Linked DNA regions of Homo sapiens: regions 1, 2 and 4 are each linked to region 3. A link is a contact called in ENCODE Hi-C or POLR2A ChIA-PET data. All regions are on one chromosome and are shown on one strand. Each heading gives the region's core, a stretch centred on a gene start or an enhancer-like site at or near the end of the contact. The rest is flanking DNA. Distances are from core to core; before and after follow the strand shown. Region 1 overlaps GGA3 (golgi associated, gamma adaptin ear containing, ARF binding protein 3). Region 2 overlaps SLC38A12 (solute carrier family 38 member 12). Region 3 holds the start of CDR2L (cerebellar degeneration related protein 2 like). Region 4 holds the start of RAB37 (RAB37, member RAS oncogene family).

Region 1 (5,381 bases), core at 85-2,584, 250 kb before region 3:
CGTTCCAGCGGCAGGCCCTCCCCACCCGCCCTCGGCTCACCACCCTTTCTGTTGTTCATAGAGGGAACAGTCCGACCTGGACTTCTTCAGCCCCAGGCCGGGGACCGCTGCCTGTGGCGCCTCCGATGCTCCTCTGCTCCAGCCCTCAGCCCCCTCCTCAAGCAGCTCCCAAGCTCCACTGCCGCCTCCCTTCCCAGCTCCTGTGGTCCCAGCCAGTGTTCCTGCCCCCAGTGCGGGCTCCTCCTTGTTTTCTACTGGAGTGGCCCCAGCCTTGGCCCCAAAAGTTGAGCCCGCAGTCCCTGGGCACCATGGCTTGGCGTTGGGCAACAGCGCGCTGCACCACCTGGATGCCCTCGATCAGCTTCTAGAAGAGGCCAAAGTGTAATGAGTGGGAGGAGATGTGGGGTTGCTGAGGGTTGGGCCTGAATGTGTCAGAACCAGAGCTAACTTTGAAGGGGTGGGGGTGCCTTGTAGTCCCATCAGTCAGGCTGGAAGGCAAGGGGTGGGCCTGGGTAAGAGCATGGTCAGGGGCCTTGGGTGAGAGTCCTGCAGCTCTGGCTGGCTCTCTGACGTGCTTTCCATCCTTCCCACCTCCCAGGACCTCGGGCTTGGTGAAACCCACTACCTCCCCTCTCATCCCCACCACCACCCCAGCCAGGCCCCTCCTGCCCTTCTCCACGGGGCCCGGCAGCCCGCTCTTCCAGCCACTGAGTTTCCAGTCCCAGGGCAGCCCCCCGAAGGGGCCTGAGCTCTCCCTGGCCAGCATCCACGTGCCCCTGGAATCGATCAAGCCTAGTAGGTGTTGGAGGATTGAGGTGGGTGGGGCGGTGGGGCCTATAGCCACGGAGCTGTAGGACATGCGACAGGGATGGATCCAGGCACTCTTTGCAGGGGGTCCCTTAAAGCCAGGCAGGCCTCCCTGCCTGCATTCTCAGTCTTAAGCTCCTCACTGAGCGCCTCTCCCAGATTCCGTTAGGAAGCACTGGACTCATCATGACCACGGAGTAGCCCTTTTCTCCTCACCGCCGGGGCTCTGTTGGGTGTCTCTGGTGCTGCTCCTCCCACACTCACGTCACGTTCTTACAGGCAGTGCCCTTCCTGTGACAGCCTACGATAAAAACGGCTTCCGCATCCTCTTCCACTTTGCCAAGGAGTGTCCCCCAGGACGACCTGACGTGCTGGTGGTGGTGGTGTCCATGCTGAACACGGCTCCCTTACCTGTCAAGAGCATCGTGCTGCAGGCTGCAGTGCCCAAGGTACCAGTGTCTCCCTGGGGCCAAAACGGCCTTATCTTGACCCTGTTGTGTAGAGGCCTTTGCAGCCAGCAGGTGGCAGTGTGTGTGTGCACTGCAGGTTCCATCTGGGGGCACCTACCAGTTCTCTTCAAAGGAGTTTCTCTCTCTTTAGTCAATGAAAGTGAAGTTGCAGCCACCTTCTGGGACAGAACTCTCTCCATTTAGCCCCATCCAGCCACCTGCAGCCATCACCCAGGTCATGTTGCTGGCCAATCCACTGAAGGTGAGCAGCAAAGAACCCAGGGGTCCCAGCCTGAGGCCCCAGCTGCCCCAGATTAGGACGTCAGGCCCACCACCTCCCAGCTGGAAGTGTTTTGACTGTAGGATTGACACATCCCTTTGCTGCCTTAGGTTAAGTGTCTGAGCATGGTTGGGGGTTGCGGGGAAAAGGGACCATTCCTCTAGCACAGAGAGGGTAGCAGAATAGAGGGCGTCCTGCCAAGGGGCCGCCTGGGCTGGATCTCACTTGCTGCCCTCTGTCACAGGAGAAGGTGCGGCTTCGGTATAAGCTGACCTTCGCCCTGGGGGAGCAGCTGAGCACAGAGGTGGGCGAGGTGGACCAGTTCCCTCCTGTGGAACAGTGGGGGAACCTATGACCCCAGAGGACGCTGTGATCTCCACCTTGAAGCCAGGCAGGCTGCCCTGAGACGAGGAGGGCTCTGGTCCCGTCACTCTCCATGCCCTGACAACAGTGCTTGTAGCTTTGATGTGGAACAGGGGCCCTGGGCATTTCTGCTGAGAACCAAACTGCTGCTGTGATAACCTCTCCTTTGGCCCCTAAAAGGACCTGTTTTTATCTACCTGTGTGACTTGAAGTGGCCATATGCTGTCAGGGGTGCGGAGTGGCCCCTGACTTCACTGCTGTCCCGGGAACATGGACCCCCAGGCTTGGCGTAGGTGTTTGCTTCCTTCTACTGGCATTCACTGAAGCCACTGGGGTGGGGGGTGGGGGGTGGGAGTCTCTAAAGAGAGACTGTCATGGGTCATTCCCCACAAGAGCCACATCCTCACACCTGACAGATGCACGGCCCAAGGGGCTGCAGCCCTGTTGCAATTCCATGCTTCCCCCGCCAACCAGCTCCTGCTGCCATCCCCAGGGAGGTGGCCCAGGAAGGTGCCTGGCCCAGAATAAGGAACTGGCATACTGCAAAGTCCCCAGCCCTGCCTCTGGTGGACAGCATCGTCCTGGAATGGCCACGGAGTGATGAGTTGTGTGCTTGTCCCTGGCAGTGGCAGGCTGTGTCCTATGGACATCTTGGCAGGACATGGAATTTGGCCTCATGACAGGCCCAACTAGGGATAGGAAGGAAAATGAAGAGAGCCAGTATTTCCCCTTCTCCAGAAGCAGGTACTCAGCTTTCTGGGAAAAGCGTGCCTCCAGCCGTGGGGACAGGCCATCCTACTGACTACCTCTTGCTTGGCATGAAATAAACTGCTATCCTCCCCTTGGAATCTACCGCCACTCTACATCCTACTGCTTTGGCCTCCCTCTCCTCTCACCAGATGGCATGTGGTGTGGCACCTGTGGCTGGACACAGGAGGCCTCAGGATCACAAATGTTACACTAGACATATGTCCTAATGTGCTGCCCAGAAACCTCAACTGTTCCCCAGCTACTGAGGGGCACTGTCAGCGAGATGTTGGGTCTGGAGGTGATGAGATCGGGCCACACTTGAGCTGAGTCACCAGACCCTATTGCTTCAACAGTGCTTGGCCCCCGCCAGCTTGTCCCAGCCACTCTAGCTGCTGGATGTGATCCTGGGACATGTACTCCAAGCCTCCGTCACAAAAAAAAAATCACCAGCTGCCATAGACACGGGGGAAGCTTGCGGAGCCCAGGTGAACAAGCTCAGCAATCGGACATCTCTGGGGAAAGGAAGGTGGCACAGACCATGTTCCCTGGTTCCTCCCTGCCCCTTGCCAGGCTTCCTTATTCCTTACTATGGGAAGAGGTCATATCCCTTCCCTGCCCCTCGCTGTCTTTAGCAAGCAGGTTTCACTGCTTCATTAGAAGAGGACAAGTCAAAAGTGAATCATTTTTCACTACTTAAGGAATAAATCCAAGAGCTTTCCAGAGACTGGCTGCTGCAGCCCTGGGAATGTCTGTGGAATTACTATGTGGAAATGGAACTTTGTGTTATGCTCTAGACATTACAGTTATTTGAGTGTTACTCGTTACTGTTGAGGTCAGTGCTTCGTGGCAAATGGCTGTACTGGATATCCCAGCTCTGCTGCCCTTGTTTTGCTGCATGTTAAATAAAACCATTTTCACTGTACTTGGAATCTTCCTAGTATAGACGCCATTCACCCTGATGGAGGAAAAGGTACCACCTATGAATTCTAGATATACATGAGGACAGCCTATGATAGAACTGCCCAAGGTTTTTGTTAAAAGTGCGGGTTCCTGTACGCTTATATTTTAAGGGAACTAAATAACCAAAATGTTAAGTGTTCCAGAAGAGGTGAGGCAAGATTTCAGAAGCACAAGTATACCACCAAGCGTTCTTGTTCAGACTTCCAAGACACTGCAGTCACCACAACTTTGGGGTTTTTTTTTTTTTTTTTTTTAAACAGAGATGGAGTCTCCCTATGTTGCCCAGGTTGGTCTCAAACTCCTGGGGTTGAGGGATCCTCCCAAAGTGCTGGGATTACAGGACGTGAGCCACTGCACCCGACCTGGGGGGTGATTTCTTATCTAAGGAGGCACAGGAAGACAGTTGCGTATCAGAACATAAAACAAGGCCGGGTGTGGTGGTTCACGCCTGTAATCCCAGCACTGTGAGAGGCCAAGGCGGGCAGATCACAAGGTCAGGAGTTTGAGATCAGTCTGGCCAACACAGTGAAACCCCATCTCTACTAAAAATACAAAAAAATTAGCTGGGTATGGTGTGCACTTATAATCCCAGCTACTTGGGAGGCTGAGGCAGGAGAATCACGTGAACCCTGGAGGCGGAGGTTGCAGTGAGCTGAGATCGTGCCATTGCACTCCAGGCCAGGCAACAGTGCAAGACTCCGTCTCAAAAAAAAAAGAACATAAAACAAGCATTTTTTAATCTCTTACCACCTCAGGTTCAGACTAGACAGATAAAAAATTCCCTGGGTGGACTCTAAGAACCTACATTTGCAAAACAACATTTATTCTTTTAAAAAAATCTATATACATTGCCATACAAAGATACCACATTGAAGCAGTTCTCAGGAACCTTCCAGTGAGCCTTCTCTTATAATTGCCCGAGCAAGATTTCGTGCCAGAGAAAGTCTCAGCATTTCCACCTTGGTGGTCTCTATGTCATCATCCTGCAAAGCAGAGAGCGCCAGCATGAGCTAAGAGCAGGAAGGAGCCCTTTCACACTCCCGAAGGGTCTAGCTAATCCAAAGGTAGAGGGCACTTAACATTCATAGTAGCTTCCAGCAAATTATCGATGTAAAAGAAAGCAATACCAAAGGGCCATACTGGAAATGATGAACAGCAAAGAACAAAATGTAGAGATGAGAACACTAGAATCCCTGATTTTCTCCTAAAAGAAGGTGGTGTGTGAATTACACAGGTTAAGGGGAACAGAGGCACATGTGTCCATAGGAGCCAGTGTTTCTGGAGGGAAGGGGAAGCCTGAGATAGAGGGAGCCTTTTCCCACCTCCATGTGGAACCATCAACCCAAAAGTGAAAATGACCTGGAGCTGCTCGGTATCAGATTCTCCATGCACAGGTCTTCTTGACGTCAAGTCCTCCAGACACCGCATCAACTCATAAGTCTGTTCTGCTGAGAAAATCACCTAGGGAAGAGAGCCTGCCTTGCTTGGCTGCCCCCAGCCCTGGCCTGCATTGGTTGGGGCAGGGGCCCATGTTCGGACGTTCTTCCTTTCATACCCTTCGCAATAGTGTGCTTTGTATACGAATACCTCATTTCAAATCAAGCAGTGTTTGTTTCCTGTGTGAGTCTGGAATCCCAGAGAGGGCGCTAAGGGGAATACACGCGCACAGGCAGAACGACAAAGGAGGAAACACGCACATCGGCAACAGCTATACAACTAAGCTCTAGCAGGGACTGACAAGCAAAGAAAACCACTGCTGCTGCAACCTTCAC
Region 2 (5,976 bases), core at 1,046-3,545, 150 kb after region 3:
TGCTGACCCCACAGCCAAAGGCCAGCTGGGTGTCCCTGCGGCAGTGGTACACCAGGAAGGCGGGGATGACGTACTGGATGCCGGTGCCCGCGTAGGCCCCTGTGATGCCCACCAGGGACTCCAGGTCGTGGGTGCAGAAGGCCACCAGCACAGGCGGCACCAGGGTGATGGTGGGAAACACGACGCGGTCCACCACCCACGGGTACGTGCCGCCCTCGCGGTGGAAGAGTGTCTTCCAGTTGTTGCGCAGGGTCACGGCAATGATGGGGAAGTTGGTGCTGATGGTGAAGACGGGGAAGAGGCCCAGGAAAAAGCGCACAGCGGCCAGGCCCACGACGTCACAGCGCGCGAAGTTGAGGGTGTACATGTCCATGAGGCTGTCGCCGCGGAAGCAGAAGATGGCGGTGAAGGAGAGGAGGCCGTAGAAGGCCAGGATCAGCACGTAGTCCAGGAACACCAGCCTTGTGAGGTGGCGCTTGGAGGAGACGGGGGTAATGAGGGATGGCAGAGAGTGCTGGCACATGAAGGAGTAGACGCACACCCCAAACAGGTTCCGGACCCCCGAGAAGTCAGCCAGGGGCGGGTGCCCCTCCCCTTGTCCGTGCCCGATGCGGATCAGGGCCAGCACAATCATGACGGCGAAAGCTGGGAAACGAGAGAGAGGAGTCACCTGGTGGGGACAGGCACGGCCCTACCTTGAGTTTCTGGTCTGGGGGGCGCCTTTGCGGGGACTAGAGCCCTGTGAGAAAGAGTCATTAAATGCATGTTCATGCAGCCCTGTTCTTGGGTGGCTCAACAGTGGCTGCTCATCAGAGGAAGGTCCCGCATCCCTCTCTGTCCTGTTCTCCCCTCTCCCTGCTGAGCAGGGGGCCTGGGTATGTGGGGACAGGGCTGCAGTGGGGCCAGTGGCAGGGTGGTCCGGCTTTGCAGAGGTAGCAACTCTGTCTTCTTAGAGGAGGGCCAGTCCTGGGCAGGCACTGCCTGGCTCCCTCATCAGACCCCCAGGGCTCTCAGGGGCTCTGCCAGCTTCCTCGCAGGGAGCAGGCTGGGTCAGGACACAGGGTCACCCTCTCTCCCTTGGTTTAAGGAATGTGAGGCTGGAGTGCTGGGGGGTAGACGAAGAAGGGCATGGAGTGTTTGGGAGGAGGTGTCCTCCTGGGCCGAGGGCATCTGCTAGACACAGCTGAGGCCGACAGGCAGGAGTGCTGGGAGCCCTGGGCAGACAGGTGAGTGCCTAGGGGCCAAGGGCAGGCAGGAAGTTGCCAGTGGTCACGCCAGGGCAGAAATAGCATCAAGGACCAAGGCTGCGGACTGCCGAGTCCTGAGCTGCTGACACCGAGGCTGGAGGCAGGTGGCATGTGGCTCTGTTTTCCTGGGCCTGGCAGCACAGCTAGGGGACAGGGGACCCTCTGTGGAAGTGGAAGGGGGCCTGTGGCCCCATCTGTTCAGAGCAAACAGCTTGCGTTGCTGATGGAGACCAGGCTGGCTTCAGTTCGCAGCCCTTTACGGTGACCCTCCTCCTGGGCTGCCACTGGAGACAGGCTCACAGCACGCCCTCCAGGCTGAGTTCCCCAGAGGCAGCCTGCGCACCGCAGGGACAAGGGGCTGTGTTCCCAGTGCTCTGAGGAGATGGCACTCTTAGATCTTTCTGTGTCTCCCGCTTCTGCTCTCCGGGCTACCCAGAACCGTGGTTAGCTACTCACACACGGAGACCACCAGTGTCCGTGTCTGTTCTGAAGCTGACCAAGCCCTGCTCTCTCTGTTCAGAACATATCTGACAGCCTCTCTAGCCTGTGCCCTCACCCCTCAGGTGAAGCCCACGGGGACACGTGACATTTCCTGGTGAGCAGCACAGGCAAGTGTGAAGGGGCAGTGGCCAAAGAGGCCAGCTCACAGCTCGGTGGCTCCTGTCTGGGGCCCCCCGCAGAGCCCCAGGGCTCTTTTGCAGGTGGGAGGCTGGGTATCCTATGGTCCCCTTTGGGCCAGGCCCACTCCCTGACTCCTGGAAGGAAGAGGTGGTTCTGATGGGACCCACAGGAAACCAGGCAATGTCTTCCCACAATGACACTGGGAGTGAGATGGAATCTTCATCTATTACTTTTAATCAGAACTGCCTGACACTGTCGGGGACAGGAGGGGAGGAGGGGAGCGTGGAAACCGGCCTGAGAAAATTGCCGGTAAAGAAGATGATTTGTTTCTGCCTCTCACCGCCCGCTCCAGTCCCCGCCACTCCTGACTCTGAGGGCCTGGGGACTCCTCCTCCCCCGACATCACAAATCGTCCCAACCCTGGTCAGTCAAGCGGAAGCGGCGACCTAGTTCCTCCTTCCAGTCTCAGCCCAGGGAGCTGCCTCCAGCTTCACCCACTGGGGGTGGATGGCACAGGACACCTGTGGGACAGCCCAGGACCCTGAGCAATCTGCTTGCCCCAGAGATTTCTGCGGGTGGGTAGAGGGGGGTGTGCACAGCTGTGCCTATGTGAGAGATCCACCCCACAGGAGTTGTGTCAGGGCAGGATGTGCAGGAGGGGTACCGGGGAGAGAGCAGACAGGCTGGAGGCGGAGTCCCTGTGAGCCAGAAAGGGCTACAGAGCAGAGCTGAGCAGGATGGGGTGGGGGTACAGAGGCCAGACTGGGCCCGGGGCACCTGGTGATTTGTTATTCAGGAGGCTGCAGCAGACTGTTCTGCCACCATAAGTGGGGCACAAGGGTCAGGGCAATGGGGGCAGCTGCTGTAGGGCAAGATTCAAATCCTGCACTGCCACTGCCATCTCGAGGTACCACCTTGAGACCTGGCACTTGGCCCTGCCCAAGGCTGGCATGAACTTAGAAAAAGGCAAGTGGAGAATTCCTCTAGCTGTCTGTCACTCGGCCCTGGGCCCTGGGTCTGGTGAGCAAGCAGGCAAGAAGGCAGGAAGAGGTCAGCTGTCTGGACGTGAGCATCCCTGCCACTGCTCTCTCCTGCCCTGGACACAGCTCGTGCTTCTCTGCTCCTCTAACTCCCCAGCCTCACATCTCCAAAGAAAGGCAGCTAGCTCTCCTTACAGCCCTGACTGTGGGATTTCCTCATGGTAAATAAACCAATTTATAAAGTAGGTTTCCAAAGAAATGAGACGGCTGTACACACACACATACACCCCTGAAACATACACCTTCTAACTGGCGTCCTCCAGAGCAGCTGTCTTGGGAAGAGGCACCTTTGACACCAACAATGATGTAGAACAACTTCTAGAACCTTCAGCTAGAACAAAGCCATGGCGGCTGGGCACAGTGGCTCACGCCTGTAATCCCAGCACCTTGGGAGGCCGAGGCAGGCAGATCACCTGAGGTCAGGAGTTTGAGACCAGCCTGGCAACATGGTGAAACCCTGTCTCTCCTAAAAATTAGCTGGGCTTGGTGACGCGCACCTGCAATCCCAGCTACTCGGGAGGCTGAGGCAGGAGAATCACTTGAACCTGGGAGGCAGAGGTTGCAGTGAGCTGAGATTGTGCCACTGCACTTCAGCCTGGGCAACAGGGCAAGACTCCACCATCAAAACAAACAAACAAACAAACAAGCCACGGATATGGGTGATTAAAAAAGGATTTCATGATCTTCTAGCCATAATTAGTTTCACCTCGTAATGCCACTACCTAGATTACCTAGATTAGTCACCCATTTCATTCTTTTGATTGTCTTAAACAAGTCTATTTGCAAAAACCAAGTCTACCTTCGTGGGCTGGATGTTTGCTGCCGCCTACGAGTCAGAAGCAGATGCTAGAAGCTCTTGGGAGGTGATTCCAGAGTGTTAGAAAGTGGGATAAACACCTGACGGGGCAGGCGCAGCTGCAGGGCCATGTGGGCTTTCGTGAACTCCCCTTGGTCACACCCTGCACTGCTGTCAAAAGCTCACCCAGCTGTGTGGCAGCTCGGCTGCATGGAGATGCCACCAGCTCTGGGGCTGAGCAGACCGAGTGTGCACCCAGCAGAGGTGGGTCATTCACCCATGAATCCTGACCTGCACTCAGGGCGCTCACACACCAGGAGGGGGAGAGGCCGCCATGGTGAGGAGCATATCCGGGAAGGACAGGTGGTTCTAGAAGAGCCACGCCCCCAAAACAGGGGTGAGGACCAGCTTCCCAGTGGAAATGGCCCCAGTTGAGGCAGAAGGTGAACCCAGCTACCTGGGGAGGGGGCAGGGCCCTCCAGTTCGGCACCACCATGAGGATATGAAGGCGGGTGCTGGGATCTGTCCCCTGGGAGTGGAGAGTGAAGGGAACTGTTCCAGCCTGGTCTCCAAACCAGCAAATTCAAAAGAAACTAGCACCATCTAGAAGCTCGTTTCCCTGGGAGATGGAGGAAAGGGAGGGAAGGGAGAAAAGGAAGGAAAGGAGGAAGGAAGGGAGGAAGGGAGGGACAGAGGGGAGGTCAGGGCCCTGACCTTGCAGAGTCCTGGGACCATGGCCCGAGGCTTAACCCCCACTGCCCACCTGGCGAGGCTCCTGTGGCCCCACCCCCTTGTCTGGCCCCTCCCTGCCTCCCCTGGCTGCGGGAGGAGCAAAGTTCAACAGCCATCTCCTAGATTGATCGCCACATCCCTGGGAGACAGCTGCTCCAAAAACTCATTAGGTCTGATCATAAATCAAGATGAAACGAGGATGACAGGTTATGGAGACCCTGCCAGGATGCGCGATGGGGAGCAGGGCTCCAAGAGCCACACCGACGCCCGGGGCTCAGCCACAGCCGCCAAGACAGCCTGCGCCCACCTCGTGGAGGCTGCGTGGGAAGCCAGACGGGTGTGGAGGCGGGACAGAGCAGAAAGTGCTCCCCAGACATGCTAAGGACCAGACACCCAGGACTTCACAGTCAGATGTGCAGGGGGGTCGGCCCCCAGCAGGGCCTGCAGTTCCCCAAGAGCCTATCACAGGCAGTGCCCAGAACATCCGCATCCACATCCACCCACAATTGCACACTGGGAGTCCCGCTCTGAGTGGTGGAGAGCAGCAGTGAGAAGCTGGGAGGAGGCAGAGGGGAGGACAGAGGAGGAGGCTGACACAGGTCACACGAGCGGCTGCTGGGCCTCGGAAGGCTCAGCTACAAAATGACAAGGGGAGGCAGAAGACTTCTCTCTTAATATCTGAGTAAAAGCCAACGCAAAAGCCACCGCATTTGTCTTGTGTCACCCATGGGCCCAACTGGACTGTTCATTCCTTCATTCAACAACAATGGACTGAGTTTCCCCTGGGTGCTGGGCACTATGCTGGCCATCTGGGGACAGCACACTGAGACAGGGGTCCTGTCCTTCTGGAGCCCAGAGTCCAGGGTACCAGAGTCCAGGTGGAAGGTACAGGGGACAAATTATAACCAAAGAACGGGCTGGTTATCAGGCACACTAGCTGTGGGGTACATGATGAGATCCCCGTCGCGGGAGGCGGCCAAGCCTGAGGGAAGGAGGCACGTGGTGGGGGTCCCAGAGGGGAAGCAGGTGTCAGACGGGACGTGGAGGACCTTTCGGAGCCGTTCCGACCCTATAGGTCTGTGGCTGCTGTGACTCCTCATGCTTTAGGAGCAGCTCAATGCGGGGTAGAGACGAGGAGGGGGGCCCCCGAGGACACCCATAGGCAGAGCCTCACTGAGGCCCCGCGAGGTCGCCTGCCAAGGCTGCTGGCTGCTCACAGGCTCATCCTGATAGTGGATCTCAGCTCCACACGCAGGCCTCGCCACACTGATTCACCTGGGCCACAGCCACTCCCCTCCCTCGCACACTGACACCTGGGGAGGGAGTGAGGAAGACAGAGCGAAGGCACAGGAAGTCATTGTCTTGGAGCTGAGATAAAACAGGCACGAGTCCTGAGCTGCCAGAGGCCAGTCAGAGAAGGTGCCTGCCTTCCCTTTCTGAGGAGGCTAGAAGTAAAATTTACACAAGGACTGAGCTGCCAGGAGGCACATCCAGTGTACGGGCATCTGGACAAGCCAAGGTTCTTGTTAATATCGGCTTT
Region 3 (5,476 bases), core at 2,767-5,266:
CCTCCCGGGTTCACACCATTCTCCTGCATCAGCCTCCCGAGTAGCTGGGACTACAGGCGCCCGCCACCGCGCCCGGCTAATTTTTTGTATTTTTAGTAGAGACGGGGTTTCACTGTGTTAGCCAGGATGGTTTCGATCTCCTGATGTTGTGATCCATCCGCCTCGGCCTCCCAAAGTGCTGGGATTACAGGCGTGAGCCACCGTGCCCGGCTCTTTCTAGGCTTTTTTTTTTTTTTTTTTTAAAGACAGAGTTTGCTCTTGTTGCCCAGGCTGGAGTGCAATGGCGCTAGCTATCTCAGCTCACTGCAACCTCTGCCTCCTGGGTTCAAGAGATTCTCCTGGCTCAGCCTCCTGAGTAGCTGGGATTACAGGCATGTGCCACCACGCCTGGCTAATTTTGTATTTTTAGTAGAGACGGGGTTTCTCCATGTTGGTCAGGCTAGTCTCGAACTCCCGACCTCAGGTGATCCGCCCGCCTTGGCCTCCCAAAGTGCTGGGATTACAGGTGTGAGCTGCTGTGCCCAGCTGGCTTTTTCTATTTTTATAAATGCTCGTGGCAGTGGGCAGAGGGAACACAGCGAGAATCTAGGACCTCACTTGTCCCACGGCTGCTTTCCACCAGGACAGAGCATCAAAGCCAAACAGGATCTCTACAGTCAAGCTTCTGGAAAGTGGAATCAGGGCCTGCCCTTTGGGCAGGAGGAAACAGACAGGAGGGAAGACCAGGTGGCTGGCTGAGAAAACCATTTCTGGGCCACTCACAGGCAACCAGGGAGCAGCTGGGTGGAAGAGAATTTGTGGGTTGGGAGATGCAACAGGCCTTTGACACCCAATATGGCTGGCCTTTGGCCCGTGCTCCGTCCCACCATCCAGCTCTCCATGCCTGGCCCCTGGGGCACAGGGCGGGCAGGGCCCACGGGAATGCCCCACAGAACCCGTGTCTGATGCTTCCTTCAGCCCCTCCCTCCCTATTTTCCAGCCTTCTCATGTCGCTCCATGACTTGGTACAAGCATCGCTTCCCCCTGGAATGCCTTCTTCCCTCCCTCTCCTGGGGAGCCTCCAGCTCAAAAGGGCCTTGGCATAAACCTTTCTAAGTCTCTGCTGTCCCCGTTGCTGGGCCTACAGCTGCAGAACCCCTCACTCTGACGCCATTGTGAGTTTGGTCCTATTTCTGTCTTCTCTAATGTAACGTGGAGTCCTCTGAGGGCAGAGATTATGTCCTCAGGCTCAGCACAGTACCTGGCCCACAGTAAGCAGACATCCAGCTTTTGGCAGGAAGCTCCAGTTTATTCTGTCTCATTTCTGCTTTCCCTCCTGGTTCCTGGCCTTTGGCTACCATTGGAGCTGCCAGGCCAGGCCAACAGCTGCAGACCAGCAGGGCCAGAGAAGCAGAGGCCTGCCGGGCCCATCCCTCCCGGCAGCCCAGAGCACGGCCACCCAGCGCAGCTGGAGTCTCAGATCCTTCTCTCTCTCAAGAAGCTGCACATCTCTGCGCATCTCCCACCTCTATGCCCTGGCTCCTTTCCCATTTCTGGGCCAGGAACAGTGCCAAAGCCTTCATTAGGGGTGCAGGAATTAAGTGAGACAGCAACAATATTGGCATCGGCCTCCCTGAAAACCATCTTCTCAAGAACTCAGTTTCTGATCTTTCTTTCTAAGCCTGGCTCTTCCAGGAAGCCCTCCCCACTGCCCATAATACTGTGCCACCAGCCGGGCGTGGTGGCTCACGCCTGTAATCCCAGCACTTCGGGAGGCCAAGGCGGGTGGATCATCTGAGGTCAGGAGTTTGAGAGCAGCCTGGCCAACATGGTGAAACCCTGTCTCTACTAAAAATACAAAAATTAGCCAGGTGTGGTCCCAGCTACTCAGGAGGCTGAGGCAGGAGAATCACTTGAACCCGGGAGATGGAGGTTGCAGTGAGCTGAGATCGCACCATTACACTCCAACCTGGGTGACAGAGGGAGACTCTGTCTGAAAATAAATAAATAAATAAATAAAAAGAAAAAAGAAAAAAATACTGTGCCACCTACACTTAGTTACAAGCCTGCCTCCTTCACCTGCCAGGGTATACCTTCAGGGTCAGGGCTGTGACTATTCCTAGCTCCCAGGATGGTGTCTGGTACTTAAGGGGAGCCTAATAGGTGTTCATGGAAAAATTTACTGCCCAGGATGGGAGAGGGGGTTGTCACAATGTGTGGATGTGTGTGTGTGTGTGTGTGTGTGTGTGTGTGTGTGTTTGAGAGGAGCTGTATCTCATTTCAGCCAAGGAGGCTGAGGCCAGAGTCCAGGGCACAGACCATGGCAGGGCCTAGTCCAGCATCCCCAGTCCCACCCTGGTCCCCCTGAGGCTATGATTAACCCTTGTCCTCAGCACAAGGACAGAGCCTCATCTGCCAGCCAGTCTTGGCCATGTGGGGAAGTAGGTCAGGGGCTTCAGAATCCGGATAGCTGCTGCACATCAGGGCAAAGCCAGCCCTCTGGAGCCTTGTGGATGGAGACCAGGGTGTGGGCACACCACAGCAGGCCACAATGGCACAAACTGCAGCAGACTTATGTCCACACCCCCCAGCTTGCTGGAGGCCATGGGAAGGTCACTTCTCCCTGGACATGTTTCCTCGCCCCTTCCAGCTCTCACCATCCAAGAAGGAGGCATCTTAGGGGAGGAGAGGATAGAACTGACTCCACTCCAGCAGGCCTCCTCTTCCTTTCTGTCCCAACAGCCCCACCCCCCACTCCCAGTGATGTCATTTCGGCCACCTCATCACCAGCTTCTAACCCCCTTCCAGTCGCCCTTTCTGTCCTCAGATGGCAACTGGGGGCAGCGGAGATGTATCCCTCTTTATTCGGTCTCTCGCCTGGCACACTGGCCGGGATTCCCGAACCTGACCCCCTCCAAACCATGAGCCATTTGCAAGGGGACCGGGCAGGGGAGGGCTAAGCGACTCCTGACTCTCGAAGGCAGATGGGAGACTTGACTTTCTGCTTCTTCACCAGCAAAGACGCGGTACCACTTCTCCCTGAGTAGGAAGCGAGTTAGGGAAACTTTCTAGGAGTCTTAGAGCTCATAATTCCTGTCAGGGACGGGTGCTGCTGGATTTGGCGTGAGATAACTTCCCTCTACACACAAGCCACCCTCCCAGCAAAACATGACGAAGGAGCCGCCTCCCGGCCTCAGAAGACTCCTAGCTAGCGCTCAGGCCCCGTAACAATACCAGGGGCGGCCGAGCAGTTGCTGCCTCCAGGACGGGGTGGGCGAGCTGGATGACGGATGCCCGGTCGTCTGGGAAAATAGGAAGACCGCCCCCCGCCCCCCACTTTTGCAGGTCTCCGCCCGTCCGGTCCGCGTCTTCTCCGGCAGCGCCCCCTCTCTCCACGTCCCGGTTCTCCAGACGCGTCCCTCCTCCGAGTCGGGCGCGCCCGGTCCAGCCCAGCCCCTCCCGGGGTGATAGCGCCCAACAATGGAGAAGCGGACAGGGGTCACCGGGCGCTCCCCGCCTTCCTGTCCCGGTCGCCCCCGCGCTCACCCTGCTCCAGGTCCTGCTGGTCGTACCAGGACTCCTCTTCCTCCGCGGAGAAGTCCTCCATCCCGGCGGCTCTCCGCATGGCCCCGCGGGCGGCGGGCGGGTGCTGCGGCGGCGCAGCTCAGGGCCGGTGCGCGCGGCCCGGGACAATGCGGCTGAGGCGGGCCGGGCCTCCAGCGTCGGGAACTCGGGCTACAGAGCCCGCGCCGCGCCCCCTCGCCATCAACCGCTCGCCGGGAGCCCACGCGGGGCCTGGCGCTTTGCCAGGGTCCGGCCCGGCCGGGGTCCCGCAGAGCCGGGGGCACCGGGCTGCGGCGACACAAAGGGTGGAGTGGCAGGGACGGCGGGTGGGACAGTGGCAAGGAGGATCCGGGCCCGCAGGCGGGTCTGGGGCGCTAGGAGCGCGCGGGTGCCGTGGCGGGCGCCCCCTGCCCGGCTCGGGTCCGCGCTGCTCCTGGCCCGCCCGGCGACAACCGGAGCCGCCGCTGCATCTTGGCGGAGCCCGCCTGCAGCTTGCGGAGCTCGGCTCCGCGGGGTGGGGCCTGCCGCCGCCGACCAATCAGGAGATGTATGCAAAGCTGGAGGCGGGGCCGAGGGCGGGACCCTCCTGGTGTCTTGGTCTGGGAATTGCTTGATCAACCCTTTCGTCCTACTTCCCCCTACGACCTATTCAGTTTATGTCTCATGTCTAAAATTATGCTATTTTAGAAGTTGTCGTCTCTCCTAGATCTCCTGGAAGCAAGAATATTGTTTCTCTTTCACAGCTGGCTACTCACTTCCTAGAACAGGCTGCTCACCAGTCGGGCGCGATGCCTGACTCCTGTAATTCCAGCACCTTGGGAGGCCAAGGCGGGCAGATCGCCTGAGGTCAGGGGTTTCGAGACCAGCCTGGCCAACATGGCGAAACCCCGTCTCCATTAAAAATACAAAAATTAGCTGGGCATGGTGGCGCATGCCTACTCGGGAGGCTGAGGCAGGAGAATCGCTTGAACCCTGGAGGCAGAGGTTGCAGTGAGCCAAGATAGCGCCACTGCACTCCAGCCTGGGCGACAGAGGGAGACTCTGCCTCAAAAAACAAACAAACAAAAAACAAACAACATGCTGGTCATTGATACCTTCCATCGACATTCTTTGAATGAATGAATACTAATTTACAGTTGCCTTTGGGAACTGCGTGTTTAAGTGCTTGTGGCTAGAAACCACAGGCTGAAAGTGGCAAAGTTTGAGGGTGTGTTACCTGCATTCAAGGTTCTGTTTTCCTTTCCTTGGGACCCATATCCTATATCCAATTATACCCATTAAAACTATACACACTTGCATCTGTCCAAGCATTCTTTCCTTAGAAGAGTGTTCGGACTCAAGCATTCACGTAACTCATTTTTATTGGGACCCTAATGTGCTGGTGCCGTTGAGAATCTCTGAATAATGTTGTGATATACCCAACGAATGACTTGTATCCAGAATACAGAAAGAACATCTGCATAGTCATAAGAAAAAGGCACGCAACCCAGTAGAAAAGTGGGTAAAAGATTTGACCAGGTAATTCACAAAAAAGGATACACAAATAACTGAATAAATATGCAACAAGGTACTGAACTTCTTTAGCCATCAGAAAAATGCAAATGAAAACCACAATGAGGTATCACTACCCAATCACCAGAGTGGCTTTAGGGAAAAAAAAAAAAAAAAAAAAGGCCAGGCGTGGTGGTTCATGCCTATAATCCCAGAACTCTGGGGAGGCCGAGGTTGGGAGGATCACTTGAGCCTGGAGTTCAAGAGCAGCCTGGGCAACATAGCAAGATCCTATTTCTATAAAAAAATTTAAAAATAAAAATTAGGTGGGCATAATGACACACGGCTGTAGTCCCAGATACTTTGGGAGGCTGAGGTGGGAGAATTGCTTGAGTCTAGGAGGTTGAGGCTGTAGGGAGCTGTGGTCATGCCACTGCACTCC
Region 4 (5,716 bases), core at 386-2,885, 250 kb after region 3:
ATCACCTAAGACCCAGGGAAGAGTGGCCCAGGGTGGGAACTGTCTGCCTGTGGGCCACATCACCCCTAGTCTGGTCCAAGGAGCTCCTGCCAGGCTTTCTCAGAGGGTCCTGGACTCACTCCCCTGGGGCAGGCCCGGGGAGGCTGGGGACCAACTCTCCGGCCAATGCCGCTTGGCCAGGGAACAGATGAAGGGGTGGGGGATAGGAGCTTTCTGGAGCCTGCACTCCTCCCTGGCTCCTGGGTCCCAGCCCTGGAGCAGGAAGGAGGGAGGGAGGGCCAGTCTTTGTGTACTTTACAGATCACAGCTGCCTTGAGCAAACGATGCCAGCTACCCACCCAGCTCGGTGATTCCACCAAACACAAACAGCTGCCTAGCCTGGCCACCTCCTAGGCAAACAACCCAGCTGGTTTGCAGGGCAACAAGGTCAGGCAGTCCCCCTCAGCCTGGGGCCTGGCCAACAGCAGCTCCTCCTCTCCGAGGGTGCAGGGGCCCATTTCCTGCCACAAGCCCACACAGGACGCCTATCTCAACGGCTCTGGGCGGATGACTTGCAGGGTGGCTTCCCCCGAAACACTGGGGTGGAGGCTGAGGCTCCCAGCAAGGGTGAGCCCTGGTGTCGGGGAGGAAACCGAGGCCCAGAGAGAGGCAGGTCTCCTTCAAGGCCATGCAGCGGAATCCAGGACAGCCCTCACTCCATCCCCAACCCTGCAGAGGAAGAGTGGAAGCTCTAGGCTCCCTCAGCAGTTCTTTCAGTTTCTGGTACCCGCTCACTCCAAGGACACAGATGGAAGGCGACAGACCAGTCCACTGCTGTCCCTACCTGTTTCCATACAGGACACCCCTGTAGAGGGAGCAAGCCCCAGAGAGCAGCCCTGGAGCTCTCTCAAGTGCGGGATGCGAAAGACCAACCACTGAAATCTTTCTCAGGTTCGAAAAATTCCCAAGTGACCTGCAGGCCGGCTGGCAACATCCTTCTGGGAGGAGCGGCTTCCGACTGCAGGGAGGAAGGTGGGAGGCAGTGCCTCCAGCGGGTGGAATGGGAGGGGAGCAGCTGGGGGACATCAGGCCTTAAACCTGGATGTCAGATCTCAACTAAGAGCTTAGCTCGGAAAATGGCATTAACGCCAGTTCCTCTGCCAGCAGGGGACGTCCTCTCCGAGTCTCCGTTCGGTCCCCATCTCCCAGCCCTTCCCAGCCTGAGCCCCGAGAGTTGCGCGCTTAACCCTCACCAAGAAGCATGGGCTCCCGGGGGCTCATATTTGCCAGAGTGTGGCAGAAGAGAACTGAGTTGGGGCCGGCGGGGGGATCACTCAGTTTTTGCGATCTTCCGCGACCCGCCCCCACCAAGCCAGCAGAGACACCTAGAGCTTGGGACGGCCCCAGAGGCTGTGTCCTGACCCTCTCTCCCTCCCTCCTCTGGGAGACGCAGCTGCCTGGGGGAAGGGCTGAGTCCAACCCAGACGCAGCCAGGAAGGGGCTAGCGCCGAGGAGGGCGGGGGTCTCACGGAAGAGGCCCACCCACCTTGCCCGTGAGGTCGTAGCTCGGACTGCAGGGCGGGGAGCGCTCGGGGGCCTCGCCATCCCGGGTGGCAACGGCGCCTGGCGTGCCCGTCATGTCCCTGGACGAGAGGTGAGCAGTGCCGGCCCGCAGGCGAAGGAGAGCGCAGGAACGGCCCCACCCCCGCCCCGCCCACTCCTCCCCTCCCTCGACCGGGACCCCTCAGGCTCCTCCCTCCGTCCCGTCGCCCCCTCGACGACACCGGCTCGGACCTTGCTGTTCCCTGAGGGCACGCAGAGCCGCAGGGTCTGCGTGAAGGGGCGGGCAGCCTCCCTGAGCAACACCGGCTCGGCTCCGTGCGCTTCGGACATGAGCCACATCCAGCCCCGGGACCGGTCCCCTGTGGTCGCTTGCTTGCCCCTGGGGGAGCGGGCCGCGGGGACCCCGTCTGCTGCGGAAGAGTTCCCGTAGTCGCTGCGCACCGCGACAGCAGGCGGCGCCCGAGCCCCGGGCCGTGGGCTGTCCCCAGGTGGCGAGGCGGGGAGCTGGGGACCCCTGGGCTGCGCCTCCGCCGATGGCCCCGAGACACTTCCTCATCTGTTAAGTCACCCGGCCCGAGCTCATCTGAATATAGTTTTGTTTACCAACCCGTACTCGCCTTGCAGCACATGTACGCTGCGGTGTTTTGGGGCCTCTGCCTGGTGCGGGGACTTTGACCCTTTAGTATGGATCACCTCTCATTTCCCCCGGCCTGTTGGTTGTGCCCAGAATGTCCCACCAGGGGAGAGCTTTCGCAAGAGGGCTGCGCAGCACACATCTCCCAGTGGACCGCTCCTGAAGGCGGGGCCGGCCTTATTAACCCATGACACTCACCCTGGCCCCGAGGAGGAGCCAAATAAATTCATGAAGTCGTAGATCATTTTGAGCAGAGCTGCCAGGATATCCCAGGCACCCGGCAGCTCCTGGTGACAGAGAGTGGGGAGTGCAGCTGGGGTTGCCGGTAGCAGAGCTCAGGGGCTCTGTGGCCTGGGCCGACCTTTCAATTACCCCCATCTCCACATTCTATAAGCAGCTTCAAGTTACCAAGGAACAGGGCGGGTGCATTACAGCGGGACGGTTTGAGGGATGTGTAGGGAGGGGAGAGCTGGAGAGGGGTACCTGCACTTTTTTTTTTTTTCAGACAGAGTCTCACTCTGTCGCCCAGCCTGGAGTGCAGTGGTGCGATCTCGCCTCACTGCAACCTTTGCTTCCCGGGTTCAAGCTATACTCCCGCCTCAGTCTCCCGGAGTAGCTGGGATTACAGGTGCGCGACATCAGGCCCGGCTATTTTTTCTTTTTGTATTTTTAGTAGAGACGGGGTTTTGCCATGTTGGCCAAGCTGGTCTCAAATTCCTGACCTCAGGCGGTCCGCCCACCTCAGCCTCCCAAAGTGCTGGGATTACAGGCGTGAGCCACTGCGCCCGGCCTGCAATTCTTAACTTAGGTGTGGAGGTGAGGAGCAGGGGTAGACGTGGCTTATGGGCCACCATAGGCCTGTGGGGACTGACTTTGTACGCCAGCCTCCAGCCCTGTATTTTCTGACATCAGCTGGAGGTATTTTCTGTCAGCTGGGAGAAGCGCCCAGAGTGGGGACAGAGGTGATCTCCAGTAGAGTAAAGAGCTTGGGTTACCTCTTCTGGAGGTGAGCGTGCTATAACCTCAGCTGGGCATAGGGCGGGACTCAAACAGGGAGCCTCAGACTGGAGTGTGGAGGCTGCGCAGCACACTACAGAGGCGTGGTGTTGGTTGCTATTTGGATGCCAGAGGCTCTTGCTGCAAATAATGCCGAGGTTTGCTCAATGCCGTGGGCTCCCGGAGACGGAGTCTCACTCTGTCGCCCAGGCTGGAGTGCAGTGGCGGGATCTTGGCGCATTGCAGCCTCTGCCTCCCAGGTTCAAGCAATTCTCCTGCCTCAGCCTCTGGAGCAGCTGGGACTACAGGTGCACGCCACCACGCCTGGCTAATTTTTGTATTCTTAGTAGAGAACTTCACCATGTTGGACAGGCTGGTTTGGAACTGCTGACCTCAGGCGATACGCCTGCCTTGGCCTTCCAAATTGCTGGGATTACAAGCGTGAGCCACCGCACCTGGCCTGGTATGCGGTCTTTTCTCTCCCCTTCCCTCCCCTCCCCTCTCCTCCCTTCCTCCCTCCCTTCCTTCCTTCCTCCCTCCCTCCCTTCCTTCCTTCTTTCCTTCTTTCCTTTCTCTCTCTCTCTCTTCTTTCTTTCTTTGCCTGCCTGCCTTCCTTCCTTCCCCTCTCTTTTCCTTCCTTCTTTTCCCTTTCTTTCTCTTTCTTTCTTTCTTTCTTTCTTTCTTTCTTTCTTTCTTTCTTCCTTCCTTCCTTTCTTTTTCTTTCTTCCTTTCTTTTTCTTTCTTTCTTTTTCTTTCTTTCTTCTTTCTCTCTTTCTTTCTTTCTCTTTCTTTCTCTCCTTCCTTCCTTCCTTCCTCTCTCTCTTTCCCTTTCTTTCTCTCTGTCTCTCTTTCTTTCTTTCTTTTTGTTTCTTTCTTGAGGTGGAGCTCTGTCATCCAGGCTGGAGTAAGTGGCACGATCTTGGCTCACTGCAACCTCCGCCTCCCGGGCTGTTCAAGCCATTCTCCTCCTGCCTCAGCCTCCCAAGTAGCTGGGATAACAGGTGCCCATCATCATGCCTGGCTAATTTTTGTATTTTTGTAGAGACAGGGTTTCACCATGTTGGCCAGGCTGGTCTTGAACTCCTGACCTTAGGTGATCCGCCTGCCTTAGCCTCCCAAAGTATTGGGATTACAGGTGTGAACCACTGTGCCCAGCCAGGATGCGGGTTTTCATTGCAGGAGGGAAATGGTGGAGGAAGAATGAGAGAGGGGACAGGGCATGCCTCATGCTCACCTTCTACTGTAAACCATGCTGTTATGGGTTGAATTCTGTCCCCCAAAGACAGGTTGAGGTCTGAACCACCAGTACCTCAGATCATGCCCTTACTTGGAAATGTGGTCATTGCAGATATCACTCATTAAGATGAGGTTATACTAATATAGGGCAGGCCATTAATCCAGTATGACCGGTGTCATAAGAAGAAAGAGACACAGGGAAAAGACATCCAGGTGAAGACAGAGGCAAGATGGGAGGAGTGTGGCTGCAAGCCAAGGAATGCCAAGGACTCCTGGGAGCCACCAAGGCCATGGAAGAGGAAGGAATGACCCTTCTCTGGAGCCTTCAGAGGGAGCGTGGCCCTGCTGGTACTTTGAGTTCAGATTTCTAGCCTCCAGCTGTGGTTCACGTTGTTGGCTCCAAGGCCCTCTTTGTCCTATGGTGGGTTTGGAATACAGAAGGTTGAACATTAGCACGAATCATCCAGAAGGAGCAGTGGCCTGAAGCACTTCCCTGCTGCGTTGCTGCACTAGTCTGGATGGAGGAATCTGACCTAGGGAAGAAGTCTTTGAACATGGGGAGAGGGGCTGCAGGCCTGCTGGGTCTGTGGTATGTGGGTAATGTCATACTTGGAGGGTGCGTACACTGTCCCCAGGGCCACTGTAATGTCCTGTAGGGTGTTCAAGGGCAGCCTCGGGTGAGTCAGAAGTGGGTTAGGGTCTAAGACATTCAGAACAGGGAACAGGGGCTGTGCAGAATAGGGACTCACTAAGGGATCCGTGTGGTCTCTGGGGAGGAAACCTGGGCCTCCTAACGTTCACTCTGAGGCTGTGTATGCGCTGTGGTAGCCTGTGTCTCTCCCCAGACACACACCACAGACACTCACACGTGTGCACCCACCCACAACACACCACAGACACACACACCTCACCACACACACACACCTCAGACCATACACACCTCACCCCTCAAATCACACCACACACCTCACCACACACACCTCAAATCACACCACACACCTCACACCACACACATCCCTCAAATCACACACACCTCACATCACACACATACACTCTCAAATCACACCACAAATATACACACACACCCTACATCATACCACACACATCTGCCTCACATCATACCATAAATACACATGCCTCACACCCTACATTATACCACAAACACACACTTCATAACATGTCCCACACACAACTTTGTATTATGCCACAAATGTGCACCTCATACTATAAACAAACACACCTACCATCATACCACATACATACACATCTTACATGACCCTCAAACACACATACCTCATTTCACTCCAA

Evidence for each region. A loop is a pair of places that touch in the nucleus more often than their neighbours do. ChIA-PET counts read pairs that join two places held with the same protein, here RNA polymerase II (POLR2A). Pooled maps may share reads with other maps.
Region 1: a pooled map shows a loop between it and region 3 (2.2-fold over the local background). The contact joins the enhancer-like site here to the promoter of CDR2L in region 3. A Hi-C loop is called at or near these places in 1 of 50 pooled maps. POLR2A ChIA-PET finds 5 or more read pairs at or near these places in 5 of 52 experiments (HEK293, WTC11, activated CD4-positive, alpha-beta T cell and 2 more).
Region 2: a pooled map shows a loop between it and region 3 (2.1-fold over the local background). The contact joins the enhancer-like site here to the promoter of CDR2L in region 3. A Hi-C loop is called at or near these places in 1 of 50 pooled maps. POLR2A ChIA-PET finds 5 or more read pairs at or near these places in 5 of 52 experiments (A549, Caco-2, OCI-LY7 and 2 more).
Region 4: a pooled map shows a loop between it and region 3 (2.5-fold over the local background). The contact joins the promoter of RAB37 here to the promoter of CDR2L in region 3. A Hi-C loop is called at or near these places in 7 of 50 pooled maps. POLR2A ChIA-PET finds 5 or more read pairs at or near these places in 4 of 52 experiments (PC-9, WTC11 and activated T-cell).

Annotation. Positions count from the first base shown.
Region 1 is chr17:75,234,789-75,240,169 of GRCh38, reverse strand. It overlaps GGA3 (golgi associated, gamma adaptin ear containing, ARF binding protein 3), which reads left to right. Exons shown (of 17, transcript NM_138619.4): 13 at 62-381; 14 at 599-795; 15 at 1,087-1,256; 16 at 1,408-1,518; 17 at 1,781-3,571. The coding sequence ends at 1,891. It overlaps NUP85 (nucleoporin 85), which reads right to left. Exons shown (of 19, transcript NM_024844.5): 18 at 4,969-5,070; 19 at 4,412-4,592. The coding sequence ends at 4,491. Among named protein-coding and RNA genes, the nearest start is that of GGA3, 24 kb to the left of the region's middle. RefSeq lists a silencer at 5,356-5,381. Within about 2 kb of position 1,334, at least 7 of the 41 ENCODE cell types and tissues checked have a DNase peak (open chromatin) inside an H3K27ac peak, as active enhancers do.
Region 2 is chr17:74,830,596-74,836,571 of GRCh38, reverse strand. SLC38A12 (solute carrier family 38 member 12) reads right to left here. Exons shown (of 10, transcript NM_017728.4): 10 at 1-645. Among named protein-coding and RNA genes, the nearest start is that of GRIN2C, 26 kb to the left of the region's middle. RefSeq lists an enhancer at 4,391-5,311. Within about 2 kb of position 2,295, at least 3 of the 41 ENCODE cell types and tissues checked have a DNase peak (open chromatin) inside an H3K27ac peak, as active enhancers do; they include OCI-LY7, where a contact is called at or near this core.
Region 3 is chr17:74,986,172-74,991,647 of GRCh38, reverse strand. CDR2L (cerebellar degeneration related protein 2 like) reads right to left here and starts at 4,016. Exons shown (of 5, transcript NM_014603.3): 1 at 3,526-4,016. The coding sequence starts at 3,604. RefSeq lists silencers at 3,921-4,010, 4,031-4,110 and an enhancer at 3,677-4,178.
Region 4 is chr17:74,733,175-74,738,890 of GRCh38, reverse strand. It overlaps RAB37 (RAB37, member RAS oncogene family), which reads right to left and starts at 1,635. Exons shown (of 9, transcript NM_001006638.3): 1 at 1,526-1,635. The coding sequence starts at 1,618. It overlaps LOC124904057 (a long non-coding RNA gene), which reads left to right and starts at 1,552. Exons shown (of 3, transcript XR_007065905.1): 1 at 1,552-1,633. RefSeq lists enhancers at 1-555, 920-1,009, 1,280-2,003, 2,390-2,449 and silencers at 1,480-1,679, 1,880-1,929, 1,980-2,149.